Linked DNA regions of Homo sapiens: region 1 is linked to region 2. Evidence: read pairs that join two places in POLR2A ChIA-PET (ENCODE). Cell type or tissue: MCF 10A. All regions are shown on one strand.

Region 1 (4,000 bases), 190 kb after region 2:
TAATTATTAACTATAATACCTTTCTTGCCTGACATGAGAATCAGGGTCAGTTTTTTCCCTATTTAGATGAGAATAAATAATATATAGATATAAATATATTTCATTGCAGAAACTATTGAATGTTTTCTGAAGTAACTATATAACTAAACAAATTTCTTTTGACACTATAAGGTAGTGATTCACTGAAAACCAGCTATTGAATTACAGTTTTCTCACTGGTTGGTTGCATTTTAAACCTGGAAACTCTCTGAACCTTGTAGGTCTGAACAGCCTGAATTGATGGACTTGGCAATTCCTCTTAAACCTCTGCAAATTTTGGCCTACCTTTCATCAGTAAGGACTATCTAGTGAGAGAAATGATCTAAATGTTTTCTTCATCCCCATTTATTTTTGAACACTGTGAAACTGTTCATCTCAGAGTGACTCTTTATGCCTTTCACCCGTTTGTTTATTTTCCAATGTTAACATTGAAGATGTAGATAATTAAACCATTCCTAAAAATAGATCCAGGCAAAGATCATTTGTCTTTCTTGCTACCAGAATATCTTTATTCTGGCAAGAGTCATTGATGTTTTTGAATTAATGAGCAGCAAGTTAGGTTGATATGAACTAGATAAAGGGAATTTCATAGGTGGTTGAACGTCAGATGCTCCACTAAATGTATATACTTTGAGGGTATGATTATATGTGTTTAGGAAATTTATAAGGGGTAAGAATCTAGCATTGAATCTAGTTTTCCCAACAACCTCACAAGATGAGTTCTGTTATTATCCCCATTTTACAGATGCAGAAATTGAATATGAGAAATATATAATAACTTAGCCAAGGGTACACAGCTGGTCAGAGTACAAATTCTAAGTTAAAAAAAAAAACAAACCCAAGGATTGAAAATATGTATACATACATGTGTGCACGTACACATGTGCTACAGCTAGAGGGTTACTTTAGAAATATTTCTGCAAAGGCTGAAACAGATTATAGAATCATTGCACTGTTCCCAAATACGATGTTAGCCCTAGCAGAATTATCTGTTTTAATTAGTAATTGACTGAGAGGGAGGGGAAGTTTGCTAAGAGAACCCTATGTCATTCCTTTCCTAAGGATTCAGGTGCAGTGCATCTTAAAATATGTGGGTATATTTAGTTTTCGACTTCTAAAAACGATTTTTTTTTTTTTTTGCCTATCAAAAAGCTGTTGGCATTTGCTTTAAAGGGTTTCAGTTGTTAAAACCAAAGATCAATTACTGTGCTTTAGTGGTCAAGTAAAAAGGCTGTTTAAGACATTGACAATCCCATGAAGTCTATTTTTAAAAAGTTGCCTTTGATATTCCTTTGAACATAAATTTAAAGAAAATTTAATGCAAAGATAAGTTTTATGAATTATTCTTATATTGCTAATTTAAAAATTGTAAGTTAACATTCAGTACATTTTAACTGGATTAAGATTTGGCTCAGAACTAAATACACCTTTTTTTCTTATTTTGCTACTATATGCTGACACAGTGAATTTATGTGGCCTCACAGTTTGGTTCCCATTCTCAGCTTACTGACTTTTGTTAAGATTGCTTTAGGAAAAATGAAAAGTTCAGACAATGAATAAAATATACATATATGCACATTAATATTTTTTCCTATTGGGCTAATAGAGTGTGTGTTATGTGTGAAATCTTTTTGAACAGTTTCTTTGGAGATTAAGTTGATTTATGAAATAATAGTTAGACTAAGATTGATACTAAAATATATTGTTAGAAACTAACTCTTCCCTTAGAACTGCTGTCTTTTATATTGATTATGGGAAAAGGATGGTCAGTGTACCTGACTTTCAAATATGGTAAGATTCAAAAGTAAATTGTTAATTCTGCTCCTCATCCCCACCATTTGTAGCTCTGTGTGTGTGTGTGTGTGTGTGTGTGTGTGTGTGTGTGTGAGAGAGAGAGAGAGAGAGCACACGCACACATGTATGAGGAGAGAGCTAGCAGTGGGGTGATTTGAAAGTCACAAGAGAAATAAATGATTTGAAAAAAATCTCTATGACAAGAAACTCCTAATTGGGTTTTGAAAAAGTCTAAAGAAGTAAGTAAACTGACCACTGTGATTCTTACTTAAATGGATACAGTTCTTTTTGCTTTTTAAAAACCAATAATTCTTGTGAATTAGTTATTTTTGAGAAAAAGTATCATTTTAAGTTGGTATAAGTAACTTGGTTAAATTTGTCTTATTTAAATTTATAACTTGCAGGCACGTGCCTGTAATCCCAGCTACTTGGGAGGCTGAGGCAGAAGGATTGCATGAGCCCAGGAGTTTGGGACCAACTTGGGCAACATAGTGAGACCCCCGTCTCAAAAAAAAATAATTTATAACTTAAACACTATTAATTTTAGGAAAGAAATTTTATAGATATTAGCACTTCAATTTAATTACTATTAAAATAATTCCTTTCTTCTGCAATATTTCTCACAGGGGAAAAAAAAAGAATAAAAAGAATTCCTTAGGCGTGATAGAGAGATCTTGAAACTTACCACAGACATTAAGGATAGTGCTTACATGGGTACATTATAATAATGGTATTCAATCAAAGGCCAGCACGTTATTGTTATATTGAAAGGAAATAATTTACCTGAAGTGTAACTGATATTAGGCAATGTTTATTTTAATTTGAAATGAACCAGAATGATTTTTACGTTTGTTTACTCAGGTTTGGGTACATATAATGAATTAAAATTAATAACCTTTTAAATTCATAATCCTCCCCCCCAATAACTGATAGGGGAAGACATTTTATTTGGAGGATTTTTGTATATTAAAAGGTGTTTCTAAGTTATTTTTGCTTAGCTTAAAGCTTCATTACATGAATTCAGAGGGCATCACTCAAATCCTGATTTTGTTTGTTTGTTTCTTTTAAGACAGGGTCTCGCTTTGTCACTCAGGCTGGAGTGCAGTGGCATAATCACAGCTCACTGCAGCCTTGACCTCCCTGGGCTCAAGAGATCCTCCTGCCTCAGCTTCCCCAGTAGCTGGGACTACAGGCACATACTACTATGCCCGGCTAATTTTTGTATTTTTTTGTAGAGACAGGGTTTCACCATGTTGTCCAGGCTGGTTTCAAACTCCTGGGCTCAAATAATCCACTCGCAGTGCTGAGATTGCAGGTGTGAGCCACCGTGCCTGACTGAAATCCTGTTTTTAGACACAGCTAAAGTAATATGCATATAATAATAGCTAACATGTGGCGGGGTGCGGTAGCTGACGCCTGTAATCCCAGCACTTTGGGAGGCTGAAGTGGGCGGATCACTTGAGGTCAAGAGTTCAAGACCAGCTTGGCCAACATGGTGAAACCCTGTCTCTACTAAAAATACAAAAATTAGCTGGGCGTGGTGGTGGGTGCCTGTAATCCCAGCTACTCCAGAGGCTGAGGCAGGAGAATCGCTTGATCCCAGGAGGTGGAGGTTGCAGTGAGCTGAGATCATGCCACTGCACCCTAGCCTGGGGGACAGAGTGAGACTCCGACTCAAAAAAAAAAAAAAAAAAATCTAACATGCCTCCTGTGTTCTAAATGTTTTACATGTATTGATTCATTTAATTCACTCAACAATCCTATGAAGCAGAAATTATTATTATTTTTATTCACAGACAAGATTTGGCTCTTAATCATTATACTACAGTGCCTCTTCACATAATGATAATATGGCAGGGGGATAGTGGGTGCAGGTGGGGCTGGAAGGGAGAGTGCCTCCCAGACGCATGTAAGATGAGAGGAAAAAATTTTACAGTGATACATGATGATCAAAGGCTGATTGTAGATAGAGTATTGAAAGGGGAAAATAATTGAGTATACTTGTTTATCAACTTTAAATGTTAAACTTAGATAATATTTTGGTCAATGCTTTTGTTTTAAATTTTGAGCACATGTTATATACCAGGCACTGGGCTAGGTGCTTTCAAATATGTTATTTCACTTCCTATGTGGGATTTCTCAGCCCTGTGACATTTGGTTTTATTGT
Region 2 (4,000 bases):
TGGCTCCCCAAGTTGCTGCTCGACCGCTCTCTGACCTGGATTCACTGAGGACACATCAGGCCTTTGCCACGGGCTCCATGGAGTGGCCGGAGCCCAGGGCTGGGTGAGTGTGGGGTGGGTCTGAAGGGGAGGACGTGCATCTAGAGGCCAGGCCAGCCCCTGCAGGATTTTCTGATGTCAAATCGCCTGTCCTGTGCCCGAGCCCTATCGCCTTAGCAGAATGAGGACACGTGCCTCCCCTGGGCCTCCCCACCGTGGCCTGAGTGAGTGTCTCTCCGGCTGCAGTGTTTGCAGTCAGCAGGTCAAGAGGGGACCCTCCTGCCCTGCTCCCATGGGGCTGCTGCTCCTTCTAGCAGTCCCAGCTTAACACCCACACTTCTTATACTGGTCCCAGGGCCCTCTATGGGTTAGGGTGTAGAAGGAGGTTGTGTTGGTTAAAAACACCAGGTGGAAATCTCTTTTCTCTGAATGCTGATGGAGTGCTGTTAGGGAGACAGTTCTTTTCAGTCTAGTTGGATCCTGGGTGAAGACTCAGGCCTCGCTCAAGAAGGGAGACCACCCATATGTGCTGTCACGTGTTTCCAGGGAGGAGGCTGGAAGTCCAAGATCAAGGTCCTAGTAGGTTTGGCCTCTGGTGAGGGCTCTCTTCATGGCCAGGAGCTTCTCCCACTCCTGGGCACAGATGGGCCCTGTTAGACTGTTGCCTTGCTCCCAATCAATCATGCCCCCTCCCACTGCCTCTGGGGTTGTGTCTGTGATGTCCTCTTCCTGGGGACAAATGCAGCTTCAGCTGCTATAGGCTGGGACTGTGGCCCTCCCTGCACCAGTCCCAGGGCCCAGCTTCCCCAGGCCACTAGCGTTGCTCCAGGAACAGTGTCCAAGTCAGTCCCGACTGCTAATAGAATCCCACGGACTGAGTGGCTTCAGGAACAGGAATTTATTTCTCACAGTTCTGGAAGTCCAAGATCAGGGTGCTGGCAGATTTGGCTCCTGGTAAGGGCTCTCTTCAGGCTTGCAGACAGCTGCCTTCTTGCTGTAACCTCACATGGTGGAGAGAAAACTCTGGTGTCTCTTCCTTTTCTTATAACGGCACTAATTCCATCATGGATCCCCCCACCCTCATGACCTCATTGAAACCTAATGACCTTTCAGAGGCCCCACTTCCTAATACTGTCACACTGGGGGTAGGGCTTCCACATACCAATTTGGAGACACACAAACATTTAGTCCATAAAAAATGGGCAGGTGGCCCAGACTAAGCTAATCACATCCTTTCCTGGGCCTGTCAGGAACCTTCTCTGGCTTTTGGTTTGTTTGTATTTTAAAATAGAAATAGGCAGATCTGTGAGAAGGTGAGGTGAGAGTTGCAGGCAGCCACCTACCTGCCCAGGGGAGGAGGCCCTTTTGCAATAGGAAAGAATGAAAACAGCACAAAGAGAGACGTGGAGGAGGAAGACGGAGAAGGAGGGGCGCTTTCGCCTCCCTGGACCCAGTGGGCCCTGAGATCTGCTTCTAACCTGTCTTTTCTCTATTGATTTTTGTCAGCTAATAAGTCTTTCTTTCTACATATATTCATTGAAGTTCCATTTGTTTTCCTTGCCAGTAAAAGAATGCTGACAACCTCAGGATTGGGCAAGGAGCTAGTCCTTTTCCCCTCTTGAGAGATGGGGTAGCAGAGTAGTAGGAGCAGAGCGGCCAGGCTGTCTGGATTTGAAGTTGTACGTGTTGGTCTGGGCAAAATTTTCAACTTCCTGCGCCTCAGTTTCTTATCTGTAAAGTGGGGTTAATAATAGTGCCCACCTCGTGCAGTCAGGGATGAGGATTAAGTGAGTTATATGTGTAAGGTGCTTTGCACACTGCCTGGTGTGCAGTCAGCTCAGCATCTGTGAGCTGATTTCCATCTCCCTTGGGTCTTGTGGCCTGTGAACACAGCCTTACTTGGCGCAAGTGCTGAAGGAAATGGAACGCACCCTGAGTGAGACAGCAGTACTCTCTTGTGACCCAGTTAGTAGCCAGCTGGCAGATTTCTGGTATTGCTCACTGCTGAGGGGCCGCTGGGTGCCTGATGAGTCCTGGGAAATGCCTGGGGCAGGGTGGCTGGCCTGGGCCTGTCTGCCCTGGGTTGCCCCTCCCAGAGCTCTCAGCATGGCAGCACTAAGGCCAGCTGGACCCTACTTGGGAGGATAGAGAAGTGGAAAGAACCCTGGGCCTGCAACCCAGCAGTTGTACACCGTGGTTTCCTAGAGGAACTCATGCACATGTGTCCTGGAGACCTGCAAGAGGACAGCACCATGGAGATGACCAGCAACTAATACCACCCAAAGGTCCACCAACAGGAGAATGGATACCCCAGCAGGGGTGCATGCATGCAACGGAACACACCACGTACTGGTGAGAGTGAATCAATGTCGGTCACACGCATCAACGCCGATGAGGCTGAGACTCGTAATATCAAATTTAGAATTGCAAGTAGCAGAAGGATCAAAGTTATATTTGTAATAAAGCTTAAACACAAGCAAATCGAGCACTGTATTGTTTAGGCACACATTCACATTTGGTAAAGACATAAAGCAAAGCAAGGGAACGAGACAAAAATGAAATCCCAGAGTAATCAGGTGGTCAGGTCTTGGGGGGTGGCGTGGAGTTGGGGAAGGGCATCAGAGTGGATCTCACCTCAGCTCCGACTGCTTTGGGAAGTTCTAGTTCTGACATGGAGTGGTGGGTTCACAGCTGTTTGATTGCTTGTTATGCTTTATAACAATATAAACTGCATATGTTCAGTTGAAATATTTCATAATAAAGGTTTTTTAAAAAAGAACATTGGGCTCATCTTTCCCATCAGATACAGGCATTTTTGTTTTGAATTTCTATTTCCTTTTTTTAATGAGCAAGGATCGTTTGCCTCTGAAAATATAAATTAAAAAAAAAAATAAGGCTGGGCACAGTGGCTCACGCCTGTCATCCTAGTACTTTGGGAGGCCGAGGTGGGTGGATCACTTGAAGTCAGGAGTTCGAGACCAGCCTGGGCAACATGGTGAAACCCCATCTCTACCAAAAATATAAAAAATTAGCCAGGCGTGGAGGCGTGCGTCTGTAATCCCAGCTACTTGGGAGGCTGAGGCAGGAGAATCGCTTGAACCCGGGGGGCAGAGGTTGCACGAGCCGACATTGTGTCACTGCACTCCAGCCTGGGTGACAGAGCGAGACTCCATCTCAAAAATAAATAAATTATTTAAATATTTTTTTAGAAAAAGCACTGGATTTGCAGTTGGGAGCACAAGACTTGGGGTTGCCCCTTCCCACAACCACTGTCATTGCTGGGACCTCTGCAGCCATCTCCTCCCGGCCTCCATCCTCACCCACTCCATTTCAGTCTCTGTTTGGCCCCCAGCTGAGTTATCTTTGTAACCATAAATGGCATTCGCTCATTTTACTGCTTCCTGAAGTCCAAGCCTGTTCTTTTCAACCATGTTTCTCCCTGTTCCTCTTCACCATTTGTATGTAGCCAGATGTAGAGTTCATGGAACCAAAAACCTGCCTTCTGCTTCTGTGTCTTTGCTCAAGCTGTACCTGGGAAAATAAGTCATCAGGTCTGAGCACCAGCGTCTGGGTCTCAGTGCTCAGCATGCAAAAGAGACTGGGTTTAGGCTCTGTCACTCACCATGAATTCTACACGGAATGACTTTTCTGTCCCTAAGTGATCCTTCCAGGCTCATTTCAGGCAACACCTCTTCCAGGAAGCCTTCCCTGATATCCAGCCTTTATTCTCACAGCTCCTCTGGTAATCCCTATCAAAGTACCCTGAGATTTCCACAGTACTTTGGAATTTTCTGTGTATGTGCCTCCTCCACTAGACTACCTACTCCCCAAAGGCAAAAACTGGGTCTTATTTTGTTTGTCTCAATAGCAACTGTACCAGCCGTGGCATGGTGGCACTCAAATGGTAACGCCCTGAGGGAAAGGTTTTGCCTGTTTTGCTCATCTATGTATTCTAAGTGCC

Evidence for each region. Peaks named below come from ENCODE experiments on the same cell type or tissue, not always from the same donor. Only the 100,000 strongest peaks of a DNase experiment are listed, where the experiment ranks them.
Region 1: POLR2A ChIA-PET joins it to region 2 with 11 read pairs; 5 of 35 experiments call an interaction of 5 or more read pairs at or near these places.

The regions. Positions count from the first base shown.
Region 1 is chr5:173,891,112-173,895,111 of GRCh38, forward strand. The region is part of intron 1 of CPEB4 (cytoplasmic polyadenylation element binding protein 4); the gene reads left to right. Among named protein-coding and RNA genes, the nearest start is that of CPEB4, 4.8 kb to the left of the region's middle. RefSeq lists enhancers at 1-10, 2,906-3,025, 3,036-3,155. In MCF 10A, no CTCF peak of the experiment used is centred here; a DNase peak (open chromatin) is centred at 1,920.
Region 2 is chr5:173,705,603-173,709,602 of GRCh38, forward strand. LINC01942 (long intergenic non-protein coding RNA 1942) reads left to right here. Exons shown (of 3, transcript NR_146727.1): 3 at 1-247. LINC01484 (long intergenic non-protein coding RNA 1484) reads right to left here. Exons shown (of 3, transcript NR_108027.1): 3 at 1,997-2,273. It overlaps LOC107984118 (a long non-coding RNA gene), which reads right to left. Exons shown (of 2, transcript XR_007059059.1): 2 at 2,471-4,000. Among named protein-coding and RNA genes, the nearest start is that of LINC01942, 18 kb to the left of the region's middle. RefSeq lists an enhancer at 1,623-2,123. In MCF 10A, no CTCF peak of the experiment used is centred here; a DNase peak (open chromatin) is centred at 2,029.